4 separate regions of the Mus musculus genome follow, and all the other regions are linked to region 1. The links are chromatin contacts, found by POLR2A ChIA-PET in ENCODE. All regions are on one chromosome and are shown on one strand. Each heading gives the region's core, a stretch centred on a gene start or an enhancer-like site at or near the end of the contact. The rest is flanking DNA. Distances are from core to core; before and after follow the strand shown.

Region 1 (3,162 bases), core at 312-2,811:
AGACGACGGTCAGAAGGTGCCAGAATTAAAGACTCTCCCTTGGGAGGGGTGAACAAAAGACAGAGACTTGGTGGGCAAGAAAAGAGCTTCGAGGAAGGGAAAGAGGAGCCACAGGGATGTGCAGGGGACCACAGTGAAAATGAGGTAGAAGAAATGGTAATAGAGGTTCGAGAGACACCTCAGGACTGGGCCTTGTTGCACTCGGGACCACCAGAGGAGGAGTTGCCCCTGATGACTGCAAACTGTCTAGACAAGGCAGCTGAGCATAATCCCATGAAACCTGAAGTGGCTGGAGAAGGGTCTCAGGGTGAGACAGGGAAGGAGGCATCACACCCATCATCAGTGAGCTGGCGCTGTGCCTTGTGGCACCAAGTATGGCAGGGGAGGCGGCGTGCCCGGAGACGATTACAGCAACAAACCAAGGAAGAAGGTAGAGGAGGTCCCACCACAGGAGCAGAGTGGCTGGCAATGGAAGCTCGTGTGACCCAGGAACTAAAAGGACCCAATAGTGAGCAAGAGAGGCCGCCGGGGGAGCCCCTCCTCAGCTTTGTGGCATCTGCCTCCCAGGCTGAGCAGACACTCACTGTGGCCCCACTCCAGGACTCCCAAGGCCTGTTCCCTGGTCTTCATCATTTTCTACAGGGTTTTATCCCTCAAGCACTTAAAAATCTCCTCAAGTGAGGAACCAAACCTCAAAAACAATAAAGCTGCTAGTTTATTTCATACAGACATTTAATGTTCTTTTGCATACTCCCTCATAAGACCATTACGAGGTCTTTGTTTTCCTCCTGGTAACGCCTTTTTTCTTTGCCTCAATGTAGCTTCTGGCCTGACTACTCTAAAACAGTCCTATGACTTCCACTTCAGAGCTCTCCTTCCCACTTGCCAGCACTTTCCTAGGGAGTGCCACCTCCACGAGGCAAAGGCACTGATTTCTGAGAACAACCTTTGCCCACACGAGACTTGTCCTGCTGCTCCAGGTGATGGGAACCACAAATTTGGGTTTAGGGTTTGTCTTTTCTATCCTTTAACGTGAAAGAGAGTTCAAATTGCCCATAAGCTGGAGTCAAGATTTATTTTCAAATTTGGATATGTGTAAACTATTGTATCAGAACTGGGCTGCCTTACCCGACCCTCTGGGGCGCAGCCAAGCCTGAGTGGTGCTGGTGACGTGGCAAGTTGGTCCGTGCTGCTTTGTTGTGTAAGTTTTAACAGCACGGAGTTTAATCGGAGCAGACCTACTTTCAGATGTTTTCGGCCGTGGGCCCCAGCTGAACAGACAGACCCTTTACAGAAAAAACCCGAACAGGAACAAAAGGAATTCAGTAAATTGCCACCCCTTCCTTAAGGCAGTTCCTGTAGTTTGTCACGGGTTCCAGATACCAGCCTTCGAGGGGCGGTGCTTCCGCCGGGTTCTCACACTTTTCCCCTCCCTGGGTGAGCTCCGTCTCCTATCAGGCTTCCGATTGGTCGGCGACGCGGGCGGGGCAGGATCGTCCAGAGTTATACTACGCAGGCGCCCGCTCTCTGCGCTCCAGGCTGCGGGCCCCACCCCTCGCTTTTTCCAACTCAGCGGGGCTGTAGACGGAACTGTCGTGCGTATGCCTTTTATGCCGTCCTCGCTTTCCGGCCGCTGTTTCCACACTGCTCTCTCCTTTCCTCCTCCCTTGTCTCCTTTGCGGCTTACTTTGCGGCAGCACCGACAGCCCCACCCCCTTTCTCTGCGGAATCACCATGGCGGCTGGGGTAAGTTTGCCGGCTCCGGTGATTAGGGTCACCCTATCCACCGCCATCCTTTGCCTGAGTGGGGCCAGTCGGCGCCAGGGGAGTTTCAGACCCAAGCCGCGAGCCGATCTGGGGTTCACAAGCCGTACGGTCGGAGAGCATGGTTTCTAGGGCCTGGAGGGGAACTGAGGCTGGGGCTCAGAGGCTAGAGGTGGAACGTTCTGGGGTTGAGGAGAAAAAAGATGCTGGGTCTCCATTGTCTGGACCTTTAAAAAGTGTTTAACCTCACTGCCATTTTGAGGTGTGGCGTCTGAGCAGGTTGGTGGAACTTTTGCCACCGTTTTGTGGGACAACAACGAGGACGTGGAAAGGAGAGGGTCTTTGTGGGAAGGGGCGACTGGCACGTTGGGAGTTGACCTTCGGGGAGGTTTGGGAGCCAGAGGAATAAAGGGGGGGTGAAGTGAGCCCATATGGACCCTGCTGGTGAGATTTTAGTAGGGAGACAACTGGGAACTCACTGCAGGACAGGACCAGAGGGTTGCTAATTCGCCATGTGCAAAGAAAGGCATTTCAGGAAGAATAACTGATGAACATTAGAATTCAGCGTGTCGATTCTGAGGGGAACTTTGAAATCCCTTGGTCTGTGTGTGTGCTTTTGAAGTGATAGCAGCCTGGAAGTAGTTAGACTCCGGGTCACCGCCAATGAATGAAACAAGGGTTCTGGGAGAGATGGGTGTGAGTGTTCGTGTGTTTAGGCAGATGGGACCAGAAGTTTTGAAGGGAAGAATGCCTCTAGAGATGTCCTTAAGAGAGGTCACATCTGTCGGTAAGCTTTATTTAGCAGCTGGGATGTTCTTCTTGGTATTTCAGAGGACTCTGATTACATGGGGCATACTCGGTTCACTAGGAGTGAATCTAAGCTGTGCACATTGGAATTGCATGGAAGTGTGCGTGGGGAGTGGCATTCAGGGTTCCTTGCCTCTAGTCCATCCTTCACCCTTTCTCTTGTAGACCCTGTACACATACCCTGAAAATTGGAGGGCCTTCAAGGCCCTCATCGCTGCTCAGTACAGCGGGGCTCAGGTCCGCGTGCTCTCCGCACCACCCCACTTCCACTTTGGCCAAACCAACCGCACCCCTGAATTTCTCCGAAAATTTCCTGCCGGCAAGGTGAGTGGGGAAGCATCTGGGATCTCTAGAATTCCATTATTCTGGAGATGGCCCCCATGGTGTGTGTGTGTGTGTATTTATTTATATATATATTTTTTTAAAGAAATTTTAAGGGGCTAGGAATGTAACCTATTAAAGCCTCTGAACTTGACTGCCCAAAGGAAAAAAATAATTTTGAAAGCTCCCGGAGACCGAGGCAGGGAGATTGTGTGAAGCAAGCCTATAAGTATAGTAAGATCCTGTCTCCATTGTAATTATGAAGTTCCA
Region 2 (3,162 bases), core at 461-2,960, 240 kb before region 1:
ACAAAGACAAAGCTGGGCGTGGTGGCGTATGCCTTTAATCCCAGAACTCGGGAGACAGAGGCAGGCGGATTTCTGAGTTCGAGGCCAGCCTGATCTACAAAGTGAGTTCCAGGACAGCCAGGGCTATACAGAGAAACCCTGTCTCGAAAAGCCAAAAAAAAAAAGACAAAAATTAAAATACTTTTTTTTTCTTTTTTGAGACAGGGTTTCAACTATGTAGCCCTGGCTGACAAGAACTCATTATGTGGTACATGCTGAGCCGCTGAGCTCCTCAAACTCCTCCTGAGCCTGCATCCCTAGGGCGGGACTAAAGGCATGAATCAACATGCCCAGCATTATTTTTTCTTAATTAAACTTTAGATGTGTATGTACCACGTGTGTGTCAGGTGCCCATGGAGGCCAGAAGTGGGTACTGGATCCCTTGGAACTGGAACTGCAGATGGCTACTAGCTGGGAATTGAACCAGGGTCTTCTGCAAGTGCTGATTTTGAAATCAGGCTGCCTGGATTTATACCTTGGATCTGATACTGTTTATCTGGGTAACAGTCAGCAAATGACTTAACCTCTCTGGGACCCGAGCTTCTCACCCATAACTGTACCTTACCACCTTCCAACTTGGATTATTAAGTGAGGTCATGCAGAAGAGCAATTAGTATGAGAGTAATGATAATTGTTCGAAAGGCAAGCTTCTGCATATAGATGTTTGCTATATGCATATGACTATAATGCTACTGCACACTCTCAATAACCAGTCTATAGCTGCGACTTAGAAAACTGGTAAATTCTAATGATTGTTCCCCCCAGAGCTCTTTATATCTAAGACCACCCATGCATAAAATGAGGGTTATCCCTAACTTTTAGGAGTGTGGAATATTAACTCATATTGGGTGCTTTAAACGGTAAGCCCAGTTGTGTGGAGAATTGTCAGCCTCAGTAGTATAGCACTTATCTACACATGCACATAGCAGCAGCTTTAATCTATAGCACTGCTAAAAACAAAACATGCAACATGCTCCATAAATGACATCTAAATGCTGGCCCTACTTCATTCAATCCGGGCCAAGAACATGGCGAAAATAGACCAGGAAGCAAAACACAAAAATCGGTCTCCAGAATGACGTAGGGCTTCTAGTCCCGACTGGGTTTCCCTAAAAGGCTTCATGCAAGGAAGCGAAAATCCAACCGAGCTCAGCCCAGGGCCCAGTACCTGAGTCGCCCGCTGCGCTGACAACCTGGACATCAAGCCCCGTCTGCGCGCTGGGCGGCTGGCGGGGAACCGAGACACCGTCGGTGGAGTGTTCAGTAGGTTCAGGATCCATAGAGATGGATCAACACGCGGCTTAGCGTGAGTGAGGGTGAGAAATCGCCTCAACGTATGGATATTGGTAGTTGTGACCCAGACAGTCGAGCTGTATGGGTCGCGAACCAAAATCTCCAGCGATGACGTTTTACCCGCAGTGAGTAAGAACCGCCTAGCCGCAGCGCCAAAGGCGTAGCGTCGCACTCCCCTAAAGCGCCTGCGCCTCTTTTTCGCGCTGCAAAATCAGAGGCGGAGCTCTCCGCACGCCCCTTTGGGCGGATTCCTCTACCCACAATTCCTCCGGCTCGCACACCGCTTACCTTAGCGCCTGCGTGAGTCCTAGTCCCACCTCCAAATCCCGTGGGCCTTTGCGAGATGCTATTTATAGGCCACACGTTGTTCTTGTCGGCCTCATTTTTCCTTGTTCGGGGTAAGTACTCTACGTCTTTATGTGCTGTAGTTTTCACTTTGTTTTTTTCTTGTCTTTCTCTTTTTTTTTTTTTTTTTGGTTTTTCGAGACAGGGTTTCTCTGTATAGTCCTGGCTGTCCTGCTGAAACTCACTTTATAGACCAGGGTGGCCTCGAACTAAAATCCGCCTGCCTCTGCCACCCGAGTGCTGCGATTAAAGTCGTGCGCCACCACGCCTGGCTCTTGTCTTTCTCTTAATCAGCTTTCCTATAACTGCGGCTGGCTTTTATCACAAACACCTATCTGTCACTGTTGTGAACCGCCGCCTGTATTTTCTTACGTAATGTTTATTTCTGGTGATTTAAAAGACCCTCGTGGGCAGCGTTAATAAATGTGGACTTTGGTAATCTGTTCCGTAGTCTTAGCGGGGAGACCATGTTAGGGCATTCAAGACCTAAAGATGACAGGATTTTGTGAAGGACAAAATGGTGGCGGCAGTGCAAGGCCACCCCCTATGATGAGGACCTTTTCACAGACCTGTACTGATATATCTGTGAGGATAAGTAACTCTGAGGAGGCTGGCCCTACATCACAGCCTTCTCATCCTTTAGAGATTTCTTGGTGTAGAAGTAACCCGATGCTAACTTCTCTACAGGTTTGAGGTGCCACCTTACAAAAGGATGGGTGTACGCTCTCTTTTCAGAGTAAGTAGTGTTAATGGTTTTACCAGATTTTTTTGGTTGTTGAGTATAAGTTGTGTGTGTGCTACGGGGATGATATGAAAACTGAACTCTCTCTTTCTGATGGTTTAGTGGAGAAAACAAAAATTCTCTGAGTAGCACAATCTGTGGCAGGTATTTGGATTGTTTGGCATAAAGTCTTTTATTGAAGTTTGGGGTTTTTTTTTTCTGTTCTAGATGTGGTTCATCTCAAAGCCCTTTACACTTTGGAGCCAGGCCTGTTCAATTTTACAAATAACACGTTTTGCTTGTAGTCAGGTAGGTATTGATGGTTGGTGCTTCCTTAGGGAACATATTTAGATGGCCACTTAATGATGAACAATGTAAATGACAAGCATATGGCTGAGTTGCAATGATGTCATCTTACTACTGAAATGGGCTGAAGAAAGAAGGTGCTGAGGTGGCTGTGATTACATTTAAAAATGACATTGTTTCTCTGTTTCCAGGGTGCTGTGACAACATGAAGAGTTCGAGCTACCTCCCAGGATGAGTGCAGGTAATTGTCCAAGTAGAGCTTAGGGTTTCCCTAGGGAAAATAGTCAAGACAGACATTGAAGCAGCACAACACTTTTTTGCTGCTTACTATTTGTATTTCTAGAGGACACATTATGTTAAGGCCTTTGTTCTCTTAAAAACTCAACTGTCAGATGATTTGAAATGATGACACTGAACACTCCGTGAAGGTGTGAATTTATAGCATGTTAGAGTTCTGA
Region 3 (3,162 bases), core at 266-2,765, 210 kb before region 1:
CCAAGGGACCAACTTCATCATCTGGGTCAGCTAGAACTTGACTGCCGCCTTCTCCTCACCATGTGAGGTGAGGGGGCTCTGAGCCCTACAGTTGCCTGCACAAACCTGACTTTGGCTACTGGTGACTCTCAATATGCCAAACATGCTGCAGCCTATTTCCTCCCAATTACAGCAAGACTGTCAGCCTCACTAGTGTTGATGTCATTTCTGGGGGGGGGGGGGGGACTTCAGCAAAAAGCTAACCACTGCCCAATACCAGAACCAAAAGGGTTAAGTCAGTGACTCTGATGGGCCCCTACTGATAGGCAGGGTAGCTCCGGAGCTCTGTACACACAACTCCCCCCTAGAAGCGAGTAGCCAAGTACAGCAGCACTTCATAAGAGTTTTCCTTTGGACTAAGTGGGTTCATAATTGGGCGGCAACTTCCAAGACAGTACCCATAAGTTTGAGCCTGTTTTGTATCTTCAAATCAAGTCATGCTCCATGCCTACCAGCACCCCATCTGCTTCCCCCTCCCACAGCAGCATCTGGATCCAAGGCTGCAATAGTCCTAGCCACACCAGAAAAGTTTCCTAGAGCTCTTGGGTTTGACATTAAAGTTTCAGTCAACACTTGGGAGTTGGAAGCAGGTGAATTTCTTGAGTTTGTGGCCAACTTGGTCTACAAAGCAAGTTTCACAGAAACCCTGTTTCAAGAAACAAAACCCAAAACTAGCAACTTTCCCTAGCTACCTACCTAGCTGACCTGGGTCTACCAATTAGGCTTCAGTATGACAGACTGAGTGAAGTGAAGATCAAGGCTTAAGGCTCACTAGATCCCTGATTTTGTTTTGAGATGGTCTATGTAGTGTTCCCTATCTCTGAACTGGACAAAGTATTGATAGTAAGACTAAAGCTTTTTTATTTTATTTTATTATTTTATTTTTTTTGGAGGAAGGGTCTCTACATAGCTCTGGCTGTTCTAGAAATTTCTATAGAGCCAAGACTGGCCTCAAACTCAAAGATCTGCCTGCCTCTGCCTTCCAAATGCTGGGTTTAAAGACCTGCTCCACTACACCCGACTTGACTTTTTTTTTCATTAGTCAATTTAAAAGACCTTTTTTCATTAGTCAATTTAAAAACCTACGAAGGACAGGATTTCGTTTAATTCACACTTGGGTTTCACACTGGGCATGATACTGTGCTGGAGGAAGAAAAGTTCGCATTAGTTAAGGTTCCTGCTCCAGTGGGGCTTACATTCCAATTTTCTATTTCGTCATAATTCGTCGTGGAGATGAGAAAAGCTAAGAGGGCATAGGCCAGCGGCTGGCAAGGAACTGAGCTGCGACTTACTCGCTGCCGGGATCCCACCGGCGGGGACTGTGGGCCGTTACTCCCGTTCAGAGGCCAGGTCTCCATTCTTGTGTGTAGCCCTCGACCCTGCTCCTCTTGAGTTCAGTGCTAACGCAGAGGGTTTAGCTCCGGGACCGGGCCAGCGAAGAAATAGGAAGGCGGGGCCGGCCGATAGGCCATCCGGCCGGAGCTCCGGCCGTGGGCGGGCCTCGGAGGGCCTGGCCACGCCCCCGAGCGGCCGCCCTGCTTCTGCGCAGGCTCAGAGAGCGCGTTCACGTCCCGCGGCACCGCCCACATCCTGGGGACGTCGGCGGCGCGCGACGTGCTTCGCCGGATAAATGCGGTGGCGCCGGTCGTAGGAGAGATTCTGTCCTGAGCGCTAAGGCTCCTTGGCGTTTGGTGGCGTCAGGTTCTGCGCCTGAGCCCGCCCCTGTACCTGCCTGTGCCATGGCGGACGAAGGGAAGTCATACAACGGTCAGTGCGGGGCCTCGGGCCGGGAGGCGACGCGGTGGGTTGGGGTGGGCGGCCCTGGCCTAGGCCTCAGCCCGGGGGCGGGAGGCCGCGAGGAGCCCTACGTCCGTAGGTAGCGGTGGCCGCGCGGGCAGGGGGCGCGGGGCGCCGCGGGACCCAGGGGCTCCAGAGTCGCCCGGATTCAGGCGTTGGAGAACCTGTGGCTCAGGGGTGGGGTGACAAGATTCCTTTCAACTTTGAGGGTGGTTGATGCCTGTCAGTTCAGTTTGGCGGCCCGACTCTTCCTTTAAATGTGAGTCAGTAGTCGCTTGGTCGTGGGCTACCCTGGTGCCCTATTTTTCTTTTTCTTTTTGTGATACGATCAGTCTGTTCTTGTAGCTTGCTGCTTATTGTTTATCAAATTTCTAGTCGGAACACCTATCCTGACATGTTAATTCATTGTGGTGGTTAGGACACTATGACAGCTGAGGTTTGAATCTGGAGTTGGCTGTACTAAACCCGAGTGAGTTAAACTTTCAGGCCTTGTTTTCCGCCTCTTTCATGTGGGTACCTGTCTCCCAAGTTTGTGTGCATGTGCGTGTGCGTTTGTGTGCGTATGAAATAATTTCTACCAAGTGCCTAGAACACAGTAACTGGAGTGGGAATTTTCTTCCGTGAACCGTAGTTTCACTGTCTCTTAATGTATTCCTTTTTACTAGGGTTGCTTGGAGAGGATCGTTGTTTAGAGGATGCTAGATATTAGGTGGATTTCTTTGAAAGTTATACCTTTTTTGTATTTGTGTAATACTGATGATTTATCCAGGCCTGAAAAATAGCTACCCAATGAACCTTTATTTTAATTCAAATATAATTACTTGGTCTCCTTTCTCTAGCCATTCCCATTGTCAACTCTCTCCCCAAATTCATCCAACATGCAGAGCCCATTTAGTGTTAATGTGTATATATTTGTTTCTAAAGCTTACCATTTGGGATTGGATAACCATTTAGGGAATTCATCCCTAGGGAAGGCTAATTCTCCCTTACAGGGTCAGCCCTAGTATCCCAGGCTGGCCTCAGTCAGTCTCCCTGTGTCAGCTTCCCAAGTTCGGTATTGCATAGACTTTTACTTTTTTTTGGGGGGGTTGGGCTCCTAGAGTTAAACTCAAGGTCTGGCAAAAAGGAAAATAAATAGAACCAAGTGTAGTAGTGCACTGTTTAAGGTAAGAGGATCAGAGGTTCCAGGTCATTCCCTGTGTGCCAGGCCTTCTGTTCTCCCACAGAGCTATAGACAAGGAAGGATGAAAATCCCTTGTTTTTTCGAGACAGGGTTTCTCTGTGTAGCCCTGGCTGTCCTGGAACTCACTTTGTAGACCAGGCTGG
Region 4 (3,162 bases), core at 405-2,904, 160 kb before region 1:
TGAGACATTGGCAGGAGCACTCTAAGTTCCAAGACAACCTGTGCTACATGTGGAAATCCTCTCAAGCAAACAAGAAGTAGCTCAATTGAAAAAATAAACAAAACTCCATTCGTGGAACTATTTCCAGGGACTCATGGTGCAGCTCTGGTGGCCTAGAACTCACTATATTGACCAGGTTGACTTTAAACTCTCAGAGATCTGCCTGCCTCTATTTCCCAAGTGTTGGGATTAAAAGAGCACATCACCTACACTTGGGTTTTATGCTGTCCAGGCTGTGCTGAAAGTTTGTTGTTCCGGCTGGCCTTGAAGTTCCGATGCTCTGTCTTCTACCTCCTGAACATATTGTGGACATGCACAACCACATGTGTATTATGGGACCAAACAGGACTATCTTTGGAGGCAAACTACCATCCTCCTCAGAACTTTAGCTGGGTCTGCAGGCAGAAGACCACCTCAGCTGTGCTTGCTGACTGTTGACTTTCCCTTATAGGATGAGGGGCTGTGGAGGGTCATGAGACCCTCACTTGAGTATCCAGTCACTTCCCTCAACCAGTTCCCTAATTGCACATGACCCCAGGATCTCCAGGGCTGGGTGTGTGTGTAATATATATATTACATATATTACCTGATTGATATACATATATATATATATATATATATATATATATATATATATATATATATATATATATATATATATATATATATATACCCAGAATTCTATAGGTGGAGAATGACTTAGGGAGGGAGCTCCATCTATATGGCTACAGGAACATTATGCTGGGTAAACCCTTTAGCCAGGGACTTCTGAAGTGGCTCACCCACACTCCTGTAAGTAACCCCTCACCTAGGCTCTGTAAGAAAGGCCAATAAGTTCTCAGGGGCCCAAGGTACTAGTGGCATAGTACCTTGGTTTATCATTGGGACCTTACAGAAGAGTTTTTTGTTTTGTTTTGTTTTCTCTACTTATTGACTTTACATTCCGATCGCAGCCCCCCTCAGGGAAAAGATTTTAACAACACAGATATCCTTAGACTCTGTCCCATTTCTGTCCTTACTAGGGCTTGCCTAGAGAACAGTCCATCATCTTCATAGAGTTAGAGGTAGTTACTAACACCACTACTGAGCCTGAACTAGTGGCGCATCCTGTAATTTTCGAGGACCAGATCTGCAAGAGTGAACTGCACTTTTGGGAGGTGTGGCTTACTGCCCACTGTTTCGGCAGAGCTTGGTCTAGACGTGGGCCTACAGGTTATCACACCATTTTGTTATAGTTCTCCTTCTAGGTAGTCCGCAGCAGAAACAGGCTGTATACTCCCGAATACACTGCGTTACTGCCAACCTCGCCCCACCCAGGCGGGTAATTTCCCTATGGGAAACAGATGAATAAGTTCAGCCAATCCTGAGGTCTCTGAGGGAAGGCGGGATGAGGAAGAAAAGTTTAGGACAGGAGCAACAACCAATTGTGAGCCTCGACGCCTGAGCAATGGCAGGGATTGCCCATTTGGAGAAGCCGGTTATCGAGGGGCGGGGTAGCTCACAGTGAGCCAATCCACAACAAGAGAGGGCAAGCTTGAGCCAATTAAGATAGCGGAGGTGGGAAGAGGCGGAGCTCTCCTAGTAGCTGCTAGGTCGTGGGTGAGGGCTCAGCTTTCTCTGCTAGTTCCTACGTTGGGAGTCCTTAGCCTTGGAGTTCGAGAGGGAAAAGCGCAGGAAGTTCCGGGTCTGGGGCGTGAAGGCATCACCCGGGAAAGCTTGGGCGCAAAAGACAGTCCTAGTTGGAGGACTCATTGTAAGGCACCGGCTGAGAATCGAGGAAGCACAGGCTGCTTAGGGGGCGGGACTTCCGGGGGCAGGGCTTTTTTTCGAATAGGGGCGGGGACGATTCCTAAGGTTAGGCTCAGGGGGCGGAGCCAACAGGTCTTTGGGTGGGATAGTGGAAAAAGAAGGGCAGTTAACTGAAACATGGTTGGGGGTGGGGGACAGCATGTTGCCAGAGGCCTTGGGTGGTCAGCTCTATTTAAGGGCTGATGTGGAGGTTGCTATGGAAGTTACCTAATTTACTGTCCTTTCTTCCCAGGGAGTCAGTGGTAGGGAACTCTCTTGGGCACCCTTCCCTCCTTGGGGTGCTATGGAGTTCCCAGAACACAGTCAGCAGCTGCTTCAGAGCCTGCGGGAGCAACGGTCCCAGGGTTTCCTTTGTGACTGCACTGTGATGGTTGGTAGTACCCAGTTCTTGGCCCATCGGGCTGTGCTGGCCTCCTGCAGCCCATTCTTTCAGCTTTTCTACAAGGAGCGGGAATTGGACAAGAGGGACCTGGTGTGTATTCACAATGAGATTGTCACGGCCCCAGCCTTTGGGTTGCTTTTGGACTTTATGTATGCTGGCCAGCTGGCCCTTAGGGGAGATACTCCTCTAGAAGATGTGCTGGCAGCTGCCAGCTACTTGCACATGAATGACATTGTTAAGGTTTGTAAGCAACGATTGCAGGCCCGAGCTCTGGCAGAGGCAGACAGTACCAAGAAGGAAGAGGAAACCAATCCTGCTAGTCTGGAGTTTTTGTCAGGCAGTTCTCGAGGCCCACAGCCTTTACTGGCATCTGTTGAACCGTCAGCCCGCTGGAACAAAGAGGAATGGAAGGGTCCAGCCACTCCCTTACCCATTGCTCATCCTGCAGATGAGCCACCAGTATCTGGGGGGGCAGACACTACACAACCAAGCATGGAAGTTGACTCATCACATCTTCGGGCACCTCCTCCACCAGTGGCTGATGTCTCCGTCTCTCTTGCCAGCCCAAGTAGCTCTACAGAGACCATTCCTGTAAACTACTTCTCTTCTGGCCTTCCAGGAGTTTCGGTGGAGCCCTTGACTCCTCTTGATGTGGTTCCTGAGAGTCTGAGGGTGGTGGAACCAAGGGATACTGGAGGACCATTGCAAGGCTTCTATCCCCCAGCTCCAGCCCCACCCCCAGCGCCAGCCCCAGTTCTATCCCAGGCTCCAGCCCCAGTTGAAGCTGAACTGGTCCAGGTAAAAGTAGAAGCTATTGTGATCTCTGATGAGGAGGCTGACTTGTCAGAGGAACAGCCCCACAGATCTGAAGGGCTGTTCCCACCTGGAGGAGCAGTGTATGGGGGACAGCCCTCACAGGCAGAGGCTTTTGA

What was found. ChIA-PET counts read pairs that join two places held with the same protein, here RNA polymerase II (POLR2A).
Region 2: POLR2A ChIA-PET joins it to region 1 with 66 read pairs in embryonic stem cell. The contact joins the promoter of Snhg1 here to the promoter of Eef1g in region 1. POLR2A ChIA-PET finds 5 or more read pairs at or near these places in 4 of 5 experiments (Patski and embryonic stem cell).
Region 3: POLR2A ChIA-PET joins it to region 1 with 20 read pairs in embryonic stem cell. The contact joins the promoter of 1700023D09Rik here to the promoter of Eef1g in region 1. POLR2A ChIA-PET finds 5 or more read pairs at or near these places in 4 of 5 experiments (Patski and embryonic stem cell).
Region 4: POLR2A ChIA-PET joins it to region 1 with 43 read pairs in embryonic stem cell. The contact joins the promoter of Zbtb3 here to the promoter of Eef1g in region 1. POLR2A ChIA-PET finds 5 or more read pairs at or near these places in 4 of 5 experiments (Patski and embryonic stem cell).

The regions. Positions count from the first base shown.
Region 1 is chr19:8,965,480-8,968,641 of GRCm38, forward strand. It overlaps Eef1g (eukaryotic translation elongation factor 1 gamma), which reads left to right and starts at 1,562. Exons shown (of 10, transcript NM_026007.4): 1 at 1,562-1,746; 2 at 2,737-2,895. The coding sequence starts at 1,735. It overlaps Tut1 (terminal uridylyl transferase 1, U6 snRNA-specific), which reads left to right. Exons shown (of 9, transcript NM_197993.3): 9 at 1-731. The coding sequence ends at 681.
Region 2 is chr19:8,721,777-8,724,938 of GRCm38, forward strand. Snhg1 (small nucleolar RNA host gene 1) reads left to right here and starts at 1,711. Exons shown (of 10, transcript NR_002896.3): 1 at 1,711-1,730; 2 at 2,365-2,413; 3 at 2,627-2,707; 4 at 2,896-2,945. LOC115489078 (a small nucleolar RNA gene) reads left to right here and starts at 2,217; the gene lies at 2,217-2,288. LOC115489084 (a small nucleolar RNA gene) reads left to right here and starts at 2,475; the gene lies at 2,475-2,549. LOC115489083 (a small nucleolar RNA gene) reads left to right here and starts at 2,756; the gene lies at 2,756-2,825. It also overlaps LOC115489082 and a transcript of Slc3a2 not described here.
Region 3 is chr19:8,755,454-8,758,615 of GRCm38, forward strand. It overlaps 1700023D09Rik (RIKEN cDNA 1700023D09 gene), which reads right to left and starts at 1,516. Exons shown (of 2, transcript NR_132423.1): 1 at 1,332-1,516. It overlaps Nxf1 (nuclear RNA export factor 1), which reads left to right and starts at 1,650. Exons shown (of 21, transcript NM_016813.2): 1 at 1,650-1,806. The coding sequence starts at 1,779. Stx5a (syntaxin 5A) reads left to right here. Exons shown (of 10, transcript NM_019829.4): 10 at 1-189.
Region 4 is chr19:8,800,894-8,804,055 of GRCm38, forward strand. It overlaps Zbtb3 (zinc finger and BTB domain containing 3), which reads left to right and starts at 1,655. Exons shown (of 2, transcript NM_001098237.2): 1 at 1,655-1,792; 2 at 2,081-3,162. The coding sequence starts at 2,132.